2 separate regions of the Homo sapiens genome follow, and region 2 is linked to region 1. A link is a contact called in ENCODE Hi-C or POLR2A ChIA-PET data. All regions are on one chromosome and are shown on one strand. The core of a region is the stretch at or near the end of the contact, and the rest is flanking DNA. Distances in the headings are between cores, read along the strand shown. Region 1 overlaps RUFY1 (RUN and FYVE domain containing 1). Region 2 holds the start of CANX (calnexin).

The links. A loop is a pair of places that touch in the nucleus more often than their neighbours do. ChIA-PET counts read pairs that join two places held with the same protein, here RNA polymerase II (POLR2A). Pooled maps may share reads with other maps.
Region 2: a pooled map shows a loop between it and region 1 (2.4-fold over the local background). The contact joins the promoter of CANX here to the enhancer-like site in region 1. A Hi-C loop is called at or near these places in 1 of 168 maps with a recorded cell type or tissue (G401) and 3 of 50 pooled maps. POLR2A ChIA-PET finds 5 or more read pairs at or near these places in 22 of 52 experiments (AG04449, AG04450, CD4-positive, alpha-beta T cell and 18 more).

The regions. Positions count from the first base shown.
Region 1 is chr5:179,604,030-179,609,620 of GRCh38, forward strand. RUFY1 (RUN and FYVE domain containing 1) reads left to right here. Exons shown (of 18, transcript NM_025158.5): 16 at 1,847-1,895; 17 at 3,553-3,630; 18 at 5,347-5,591. The coding sequence ends at 5,490. All of the region lies in intron 4 of LOC128966623 (a long non-coding RNA gene), which reads left to right. Among named protein-coding and RNA genes, the nearest start is that of RUFY1-AS1, 3.1 kb to the left of the region's middle. RefSeq lists enhancers at 2,720-3,220, 3,221-3,721, 3,789-3,848. Within about 2 kb of position 3,727, at least 10 of the 41 ENCODE cell types and tissues checked have a DNase peak (open chromatin) inside an H3K27ac peak, as active enhancers do; they include CD4-positive, alpha-beta T cell and OCI-LY7, where a contact is called at or near this core.
Region 2 is chr5:179,695,164-179,700,392 of GRCh38, forward strand. It overlaps CANX (calnexin), which reads left to right and starts at 3,804. Exons shown (of 15, transcript NM_001746.4): 1 at 3,804-3,939. RefSeq lists enhancers at 2,909-3,438, 4,999-5,058 and silencers at 3,449-3,858, 3,899-4,188.

The DNA of each region.
Region 1 (5,591 bases), core at 2,477-4,976:
CTGGGCAATAAGAGTGAAACTCTGTCTCAAAAACAAACAAACAAATGTATTGTTGCACTTTGTGGCCGCCTGGCACTACCGGCTAACCTAGCTTCCAAATCCCAGTGTGAGCTGCCTGGCCACCATTCCCTCCCAGTGAGTGCTGTGGGTGTCACAGCATCAGGTGTTTGCAAACCCAGACAGGACTACCTGAGGAGTTGCTTTTGTGCTCTCTCCCCTCTTCCCTTCTTCCTCTTGCAAGCCTATACCGGATGACAGAGATGGCAAAGCCTCTTCGCAGGCCCTACATTAGCTACAGGAACAGTTTCCAGTTTCATTGGCTTGGGAACATCTGGATTCTTCCTAAATTGTGTTTCCCAGAGTTCTTGTATGTTCAGTTTGCCTTGTTGACCTGGCTTCCCAAGGTCTGTCCATCTGCGCAGCCTCTTCTCATCCTGTCAATCTGCTGGCCTATTTCCTGTTTCTGCAGCCGGACCAGGAAGGGAAGGAGCTGCCTCCCGATCTTTAGTAAAAGCCACAGGGATTTTTCTAAATGCCCTGATGCTGTTTTCTAATCCCTCCCTTCGAAGTCTAGCCTGTGTTTCCCAGAGACCTGCCATTTTGTCACTGAGATGAGTCTAATCTGATGATAGTTCAGACTGATCTCAGCTTTTAAGAAAGACCCAGGCCAGGCTGGGCGTGGGGGCTCAGGCCTCTAATCCCAGCACTTTGGGAGGCCGAGGCAGGTGGATCACTTGAGGTCAGGAGTTCAAGACCAGCCAGGCCAATATGGTGAAACCCCATCTCTAGTAAAAGTACAAGAAAATAAGCTGGGTGTGGTGTCGGGCGCCTGTCATCCCAGCTACTTGGGAAGCTGAGGCAGGAGAATTGCTTGAGCCCAGGAAGCAGAGGTTGCAGTGAGCCGAGATCACACCACCGCACTCCAGCCTGGCCAATGCAGCAAGACTCCATCTCAAAAAAAAAAAAGAAAAAAAGAAAAAGGCTCAGGCCTATAATCCTAGCACTTTGGGAGGCTGAGGCAGGTGGGTCAATTGAGGTCAGGAGTTCAAGACCAGCCTGGGCAACATGGCAAAACCCCACCTCTAGAAAAAATACAAAAATTAGCCAGGCGTGATGGCATGCACCTGTAGTCGCAGCTACTTGGGAGACTAAAGTGAGAGGATCACTTGAGCCCAGGAGGTCAAGGTTGCAGTGAGCCATGATTGCACCACTGCATTCCAGCCTGGGCAATATAGCAAGATCCTGTCTCAAAAAAAAAAAAAAAAGGATCAGACTGTTTCCCTCAATTGCACAAACTGCTTCATTTTATTTGGTTTAGTTCTGCCAATTTAGACCATGTTCAGTCCTGTCTCTTGTGTAAACAAAGGAATTGTTCTGACACTGAACAAGAATGGAGCAAGAACAAATGGCTATGCCATCTGAGCCTTCCCCCTTCCAGACAGCAGGCAGCAGAATGGAGGCCGGGGAGAAGCCTGCAGACTCAGGTTCCTGCTGGGGAGAGCGGTAGAGACTAGTGCAGAACAGGGCCAGGTCTTGGACTTCTGGCCTCAGGCCATCCTCTCGCCTCAGCCTCCCTCAAAGTCTTTTTGAGCCCCTGCAGGCTAAGCAGTGTGTTCTCGTGCCAGATGCAGTCCCAGGCTCAGCCTCAGCCCTCAGCAGACGGGAGCCAGTGTGATGAGGCAACTCTGGGATTGTACAGAGGCGGAAGGCATTTTAACAACTCACGTTCTGGGTCTCCTCACAAGTCCGGTATCCTCACAAAGCTAGTCCTGAGAGCCAGCTGTGTTAGGGATTCAGAGCCTCACTCTCTCTCACTGCTATGAAATGGCCTTTTTTTTTTCCTTAGGTCCAAGCTGAAGATGGAAGATATAAAAGAAGTGAACCAGGCACTGAAGGTACTGCCTTGCTAAGAACCACTTCTTTGCTGTCAGCTTGTGCTGACTGCCCGTGTGCTCGTACGTTTAAGTATCCCAACAGTCAGGTGAGAGCGTGTGGTTGAGGCAGTGGTGATGACGTATTGACAGAGAAGCCAAACGCTGCTCAGAAACGTGTCCCTCGGCTGAGGGCGATGCTGACAGGTGGCCGAAGCTGAGCCTAGGTCTTCCGACTCCAGTTCCTCCACCATCAGCTGTGCTTTCAAAATAGGCCTGATGGGCATTCCCTAAGGGGGAAGCAGGTGGCGGAGAGGAGGGACCCGCGGATATCTTTAAACAGTGGAAAACAGGCCCTTCTGTTGAAGTGAGGGGCCAGAGGCCAGCCAGCCCCACTGCAGTGCCCTGTGCCATTGCTAGGGACCACTCAAGCCAAGCCCTGAGTTGGGCCAGGTTTCCGCACCCTGGTGGGGAGGGCAGAATGACACATTCCACCGAAAAGCAGGAGTTTGCAGGTGGCCCGGTGTGGGTGCGGGTGCCAGGCTGAGCTGCAGGGCGGAGAGTGTGGGAGAGGAGGCAGACATTCGGGGGCACGGCAGCCTGGCCTTCAAGACAGCCTTGCCTGCAGGAGCACCCCGCTTCGGCCTCAGCTGTGCCGTGGCAGCAATGCAAAAGCAGTCCCTTTGCACACTGTTCCACGTGGTGCAGAGCAGGGACCCTGATGTCTCTGGGCATCTAACTTCCAAGTGCCAGGTCAGGGGCAGCAACTAACAGCAGCCGGGACTTCTAGGTAATATCAGTTTCACAGCATCAGAGGATAGAAATCATAAAACAGGACTCTAGAGCCGCCAGAGCTCTTTGATGTCAGGATGAATGTCCTGGGCACACACTGGCAGCCCCAAGGGTATATGGCTCTAGCTCAGTCTGTGAGGATCTATTTGTCAGCAAGAAAATCTTGTCCAGCAGATGTTAACAGGCCAGAAAAGTACCTCATGCCTTTGACTTCTCTGGAACACCCCAGTCCCTAAGCCCAAATAAATCACAGGTGCTGCTTCGCCCTGAGAAAGCCCTCTGAGGGGCCACCTTTCAAAGCCTCAGCCGCCTCCCCTGTGGAATGGAGTCCATGTGCTCCCCAGGGCTGGTCAAGAATCAGGGCTTTGGCCCGCATGGAGAAGGGCTTCCTCAGGCCTGTGGGACGCAGTGCCCGCTGTCCATCACCTTCTGTCTCTCCACAAGGATCAGCGTCAACAAGTGTCTTAGTCTCACTCAGATTTGGCCCTTCTTCCGCGCCTGCCAGTTCAGCTAGCACTTCGGCCAGTGTCTCAGGCAGGGTCTAGGGTTGCAGGCACCAGAAGCTCGCTCTGCTTACTTCAGCCAAAGGGAACTGATTGAAAGTGGGAGTGTGCCTGAGTGAGCAGATGCTGGAGACCGCCTGGAGGCCCCAGGGCAGCCTGCAGAGGCCAAGAGGTGGAGCACGGAGCTAGGATGCAGAAATCCCGGCTGCGGCCAGACGGGGAAAGAGCCCCTTGATGACAGTCCTGTGAGGCCCCATCTGATGGAGAAACAGTGCCTCACTAGGAAACAGGTGCTATGAGGGACAATGGATGTGGCCAGAACGCAGCTACCCACTCATCAGGGGCTTAGACAGAAAGTGGATTCTAGAATGTCCTTTCCTCTTCAGGGCCACGCCTGGCTGAAAGATGACGAAGCGACACACTGTAGGCAGTGTGAGAAGGAGTTCTCCATTTCCCGGAGAAAGGTACGTGGGGGCTCCACCCACCCTCCCAGTGCCCTGAGTCGTTGCCCGCTGGATTCCCCTTTCTCTGGTTCCAGAAGCCCATATCAGAGCAGGCTCACTGCCCGGTGACTGTGCTGACTGTGGCAGATGGGCAGCCCCGCCTCTCCTGTTTGCCTGTGCAGATGGCTTTCCATCCTGGCACCCTCTTTCTGGGAGGCCTTGGCCAGTCATAGGCCCCTGGTCTCCAGCACATCCTTTCAGTGATTGACAATGATTTTTGGGGAGATGGGGCTCCTTGTGTGCAGAGCTGCTCTAGGGGAGTGTCATTGAAAATTCTCTGTATGCGGCAGGAACAAAATCTGGCCCAACTTAGGCAAAAACAATCTATGGGGAACCTACAGGGCAGCAGGTCACCAAAAATCACTAGTGATCTAGGCAGCGTGCTTGCCCCTGCCCTTTAGGTTCTGGAAACAAGGTCCTAGGCTCACCCTTGGGTCTAGGGTTGACTGGGCCTTATTAACAGTCTCACCAAGACCAGCTGGGTAGGGGAAGAGTTGGGTATAAGCAAAACTGGGAGCTAAAGGAAACACTGCCAGCGCCACCCACCTTTCTGCCACAGCCATGTTCTGTCTGTTCCCATCAACAGCCTAGCTCTGTGGAAGAGAGGAAGCCACAGCTACCCCACCCGCTCCCCAACCCGAGTTTCAGGCAGTGCCTTGCAGTAAGCTCAGAGCTAGAAACCACGTCCTGAGGCTGCCTTTGAGATCACATGTGTCTACAAGGCCTGGCTGTCCCCATCTGTGGAGTCAGAAGCAGAGGCTGCACAGGTGCTCATCTTGATGTCTTATCAGGCACCCAGGGAACCTGTTTAGAAAGGGATCTACTCCACCCCCTTGGAATGCAGCAAAGAGAACGAACCAGACTCTTCCTGTAACATGGACTAGCAGCTCACTGGCTTAGTGATGAAGTACAGCAAAAGTAAACTTTTTGTCTTAAAAACACCCTTAGGCCGGGCACGGTGGCTCATGACTGTAATCCTAGCACTTTGGGAGGCTGAGGTGGGTGGATCACGAGGTCAGAAGTTCAAGACCAGTCTGGCCAAGATGGTGAAACCCCATCATCTCTACTAAAAAAATACAAAAACTAACCGGGCACGGTGGCAGGCACTTGTAATCCCAGCTACTTGGGAGGCTGAGGCAGGAGAATCGCTTGAACCCAGGTGGCAGAGGTTGCAGTGAGCCGAGATTGCGCCACTGCACCCCAGCCTGGGCGACAGAGACTCAAAAAAAAAAAAAAAAGCCGGGCGCGGTGTTTCACGCCTGTAATCCCAACACTTTGGGAGGCCAAGGCGGAGGCAGATCACGAGGTCAGGAGATCGAGACCATCCTGGCTAACATGGTGAAACCCCGTCTCTACTAAAAATACAAAAAATTAGCCAGGTATAGTGGCGGGCACCTGTAGACCCAGCTACTGCCGGAGAATGGCGTGAACCTGGGAGGCAGAGCTTGCAGTGAGCTGAGATCGCGCCACTGCACTGCAGCCCGGGCGACTGAGCAAGACTCTATCTCAAAAAAAAAAAAAAAAAAAGACCCTTGTTTGCACACAGCCCCTCACCACCCCACAGAAACATAAGAACCCATTCCCAGCAAATGATGCGCTTCTGGGTCAGGAAGCAGGGAGGGTGTGCGGATGGCTTTTCCCCGGGTGTCCTGTGACCGCCTTCTTCCCGTCCTGTAGCACCACTGCCGGAACTGTGGCCACATCTTCTGCAACACCTGCTCCAGCAACGAGCTGGCCCTGCCCTCCTACCCCAAGCCGGTGCGAGTGTGCGACAGCTGCCACACCCTGCTCCTGCAGCGCTGCTCCTCCACGGCCTCCTGAACGTCCGTCCTCAGGAGCACAGCCTCACGGACAGTGCCAAACCCTGTGGGTCTCCAGGGGCTTGGGAAATGTGTTCTTTCCCAAGAGTATCAAAGGAAAGA
Region 2 (5,229 bases), core at 2,554-5,053, 91 kb after region 1:
CCCAGCCTCCCCAGCAGCTGGGACTACAGGCACCCGCCCCACACCCGGCTAATTTTTTTGTGTGTGTGGTTTTTTTTAGTAGAGACGGGGTTTCACCGTGTTAGCCAGGATGGTCTCGATCTCTTGACCTCGTGATCCACCCGCCTCGGCTTCCCAAAGTGCTAGGATTACAGGCGTGAGTTTGAGGCGGAGTTTCACTCTTGTTGCCCAGGCTGGAGTGCAATGGCGCAATCTCAGCTCACCGCATCCTCTGCTTCCTGGGTTCAAGCGATTCTCTTGCCTCAGCCTCCCGAGTAGCTGGGATTACAGGCATTAGCCACCATGCCCGGCTAATTTTGTATTTTTAGTAGAGACAGGGCTTCTCCATGTTGGTCAGGTTGGTCTCGAACTCCTGACCTCAGGTGATCCACCCGCCTTGGCCTCCCAAAGTGCTGGGATTACAGGCGTGAGCCACTGTGCCTGGCCTATTTTTATTTATTTATTTATTTTTATTTTTATTTTTTTTGAGACGGAGTCTCGTTTTGTCGCCCAGGCTGGAGTGCTGTGGCGCAATCTCCGCTCACTGCAAGCTCCGCCTTCCGGGTTCACACCATTCTCCTGCCTCAGCCTCCCGAGTAGCTGGGACTACAGGCGCCCGCCACTGCGCCCGGCTAATTTTTTGTATTTTTAGTAGAGATGGGGTTTCACCGTGGTCTCGATCTCCTGACCTCATGATCCACCCGCCTCGGCCTCCCAAAGTGCTGGGATTACAGGCGTGAGCCACTGTGCCTGGCCTATTTTTATTTTTTTAGACAGGGTGTTACTCTGGTACAGTGGCCCAATCTTGGCTCACTGCAGCCTTGACCTCTTGGCCTTAGACAATCCTCCCACCTCGGCCTCCTGAGTAGCTGAGACTACAGGCTCAAGCCACTATGCCAAGCTAATTTTTGTATATTTTGTAGAGATGGGGTCTTGTCATGTTGCCCAGGCTGGTCTTGAATCCTGGGTTCAAGTGATCCACCCACCTTCGCCTCCCAAAGTGCTGAATTAGAGGCATGAGCTACCTCACCCGGCCTGATTCTTTGTTGAAAAAATCATATGCATGTTTAAAGAAAGTGTCATTTCTTTTTTTTTTTTTTTTTTTTTTTTTGGAGACAGAGTCTGGCTCTGTCACCCAAGCTAGAGTGCAGTGGCACAATCTTGGCTCACTGCAACCTCTGCCTCCCGGGTTCAAGCGATTGTCCTGCCTCAGCCACCCGAGTATCTGGGACTATAGGTGTGCACCAGTATGCCCGGCTAATTTTTGTATTTTTAGTAGAGATAGGGTTTCACCATGTTGGCCATACTGGTCTTGAACTCCTGACCTCAGGTAATCCGCCCGCCTCAGCCTCCCAAAGTGCTGGCATTACAGGCGTGAGCCACTGTGCCTGGCCAAGAAAGTATTTCTGCTTCTAGAGTTTCAGGCCCCCTCTCCAGCATTAACCTTTCCTAGCAGTTTCTCGTGTTTCTTTCTAGTAAGCTTGTTTGGCCAAGCTTACATGTATGAGAATACATCTCCCTTTTCAGTATGAAAGGAAACACACCTTTCTCTGTGCTTTTTCACATGACACTAAATCTTGACTGTTGCTCCATGTCAGAATGTAAACAGGCTGTAAACCTCTTGTTACTGCACTTCCTTTTATTGGTTTTCACAGATGCTGTGTTTTTACAAATTGAATGTGGCAACCCTGCATCAAGTAAGTCTATAAGCACCATTTTTCCAACAGCACGTACTCACTTCTGGTCTCTGTCACATTTTGGGAATTCGTATAATATGTTTTCATTATTATATCTGTCATGGTGATCCAGGTTGATGTTACTATTGTAATTGCTTTGGACTGCACAAACGATGCCCATGTAAAACATCTGTTTGTTTTTATTATTTATTTATTTAGAGACGGGTTCTCACTCTGTTGCCCAGGCTGGATGAAATGCAGTGGCCTGATCTTAGCTCACTGCAGCCTCCTCAATCAGGAGTCAAGGATACTCCTGCCTCAGTCTTCCTAGTATCTGGGTCTACGGGTGTGCACCATGCCAGGCTAATTTTTTTATTTTTATGTTTGTAGAGACAGGGGTCTCACTATGTTGCCCAGGCTAGTCTTGAACTCCTGGCCTCAAATGATCCACCTGCATCAGCTTCCCAAAGTGCTCAGATCACAGGGAGAGCCACCTCGCCCAGCCAATTCTGACCTCTTTGCCAGTCCATTCTGGATGGAAGCAGTCCCTCCCCTTCAGAATCCCATTGAATTCTCCATAGTACCACAGTCTTTTGGCACTTACCTTTGCAGGAGTAGCTCTTTTGCTCACAAATGTACTTCCTGTAACTACATTTTAAGCTCATTATTTGGATCATGTAGCATCCAGAATTTTATTCTGCTTTGAATAGCTGCTTCCCCAGGTAGACAGGAAACCAAAATTCTCCTACACAAATTTTGGGGCTGAAGTTGGGGCGCCGTGGCTCACGCCTGTAATCCCAGCACTGTGGGAGGCAGAGGCAGGTCGATCACCTGAGGTCAGCCTGGCCAACATGGTGAAACCTGTCTCTACTAAAATACAAAAATTAGCCGGGCGTGGTGGCGGGCGCCTGTAATCCCAGCTACTCGGGAGGCTGAGGGAGAATCGCTTGAACCCGGGAGGCGGAGGTTGTAGTGAGCTAAGATCGCACCACTAGACTCCAGCCTGAGCGACAGAGCAAGACTTCGTCTCAAAAAAATAAAAATAAAAAAAATTTGGGGGTTGAGGGTTGGATGATACTAACTCATGCAAACACCAAACCCTGCCTTTCTTCCCCTTCCCGGTGGCAAGAGGGCTTTTCAGATCAGTGATACATTCGCTGATTCTAGTGTTTTCCACCCTAGTAGTCAAGCCTTTGGGTGTCCAAACAAATAGAGAACAAGAGATCAGGATCTCTAAAGGTCTAGAAAAACCCTGGGCCACTTCCATTTTGTGAGGTTCTCAGCATACTGAAAACTGAAGATGTACTAAGAGTGGGTTACTAAAATGGTGGCGTATCTTAAATCTTTCCATGGCACCATCCTTTCTCTCGTCCTGTCATCCCTGTATCTCTCTGCCCTGACACCTAATCTCACTTCAGGAAACATAAATTGAAAGTTCAAATAACCTCGGATTATATTATTCTGGACTGTGTGTTATGCTGGGCGACGAGGCTGCGCAGGCTCCTGGGCCGAGCCATGACTCTGCAGGAACTGCGGCGCCGGCTCACACAGCGCGGAGCAGTGCACGCCAATCCGGCCAGGCGCTCGCGCTGGGTTCTGCTCACGCCCGTAGGGGCCCGCGTTCGCTGCAACGGGCCCTTCCTGATGGCCGATCGTCGGACTCCTACCCCTTTTGCCGGCTGCCGTTTGCCCCGTCAGCGAAGGGCGCGCGATGCGTCCCAAGTCTCGGCTCCAGGAACCAGACGGGTGAGGGCTACTGGGGGTTGGGTTGGAACGCCCCGAAGGCACCACAGCAACCGACGCGGGAACGCCTGTTAAACCAGCCCCGCCCCGAGACGCGCGCGCCCGGCGGTCTCGATCCAGCGTGGCCCGCCCCTCACCTCCCGCCCAACCAACAGCCACTTCCTGCCTCACTCCCGGCCAATCTTCACACTCCACGAAGAATAGCCGTAGGGGGCGTATGGGACGGTGCGTAGAGCGATGCCCACGCCGGCCAACCGGATGTCGGGGCTTGCGCGGGAGGGCGGGACTTGGCGCCGGCTGTGGCTACTCAGGGGCCAGGGGCGGGCACAGGGCCGGGCTTCGTGCGGTGGGGCTCGCTCGCGCGGCAGCGGTGGCCGAGGCCTCTTGGTTCTGCGGCACGTGACGGTCGGGCCGCCTCCGCCTCTCTCTTTACTGCGGCGCGGGGCAAGGTGTGCGGGCGGGAAGGGGCACGGGCACCCCCGCGGTCCCCGGGAGGCTAGAGGTGAGAGGGGAGACCTGAGCGCGTCCTCGGGCCTGTGAGGACCTCGGGGGGCTGGGAGCGCCTCTGCGGCTGAGGGGTCGGGCGTGGCCGGCGACTGAGGGGTCGGGCTGGCTCTTGAGGGCCCAGGCCCTGGCCGACGCGCCCGCCGTGAGCGAGGAGGCCCGAATCCGGGCGTCTTTGGTTGGGTTGCGGGCCCAGGCCGCGCCGCCGGGGTCGGGAGGCGTGGCAGGTGGCCCGACAGCCTTCTTTGACCTCTGGGAAAGCTGACTTATTCCTATGGCTTTGCTTCTAGGGCTTTCTTAGGCCTCTTTGCCGGCTGCCTGGGCAGCCGCGAGGTGGGCTGGAGTAACTGGGTAAAAGTATAGGGTGGAATCGGGCCTACTAGGTACCCCTAGTAGTAGGGAAGGGTGGTATTAGACCGAGAGGGAATGTTTACAACTAGCGTTACAGTTTAATATTTGAAAATCCAAAGCGGAGACTGGACCCTAGTTCCCTGAAGAGAAAGGGGAATGTACCAGAAGGAGAACACGCAGTGGTTGAGAAACTTAGCAGTTACAGCACCTATTCTGGAGGCGAGTAATCCAGTTGGAGAGGGACAGGGCGTTAAAAGCAGGAAAGCCCCCGAAAGCTCATCTAAGTGCATCTCTTTCCACACCGGAGGCCTGGAGGTATGAAATGACTGGCCCAAGGTCATGCGATTAGTGTACTGATGGTGCTGGGATTATAGTTCAGGGATAGACCGTGCAGTGGTTAACGCTAAGGCCCTGGCTCGAGTCTTTGATTGGTCATTGGTTGCTCTGTGAACTTCGGCAGTTTTCTTACCCTTTGTGCCCCCGTTCTTGTCAAGTAATGGATATAATAATACCCGATGGATTTGTGAGGATTAAATTAAGATATGTATACAATAAGACAGGGAAGTCCGACATTTAGTAACTGCTCGATGATCATTGCGGTACGTTATTATAATCTGAATGCCTTTGGACCAATACACTGCCATCCTAGTGAACTGGTTCAGTCCTGTTTCGCAGGACCTGAGGTCACAGTTATGGTGATAGAAGAAACCGGGCATTGTGTATTACCGCTGGGCATGACACAAGTGATTGCTGGTTGAGGGAAGTTAAACTGAGCTTAATATTAAAAGATTGAGAGGACAAGATTAACCATAGTTAAGTCTTTTTACCTCTGATTTAGGAAATGGAAGATTTTGCTTAATTTTTTAATAAGTAGATTTTTTTAAGGGGGAAGAATTTTATTGATCTTTAAAATCATTCTGTATCTCAGTCTTTTCCC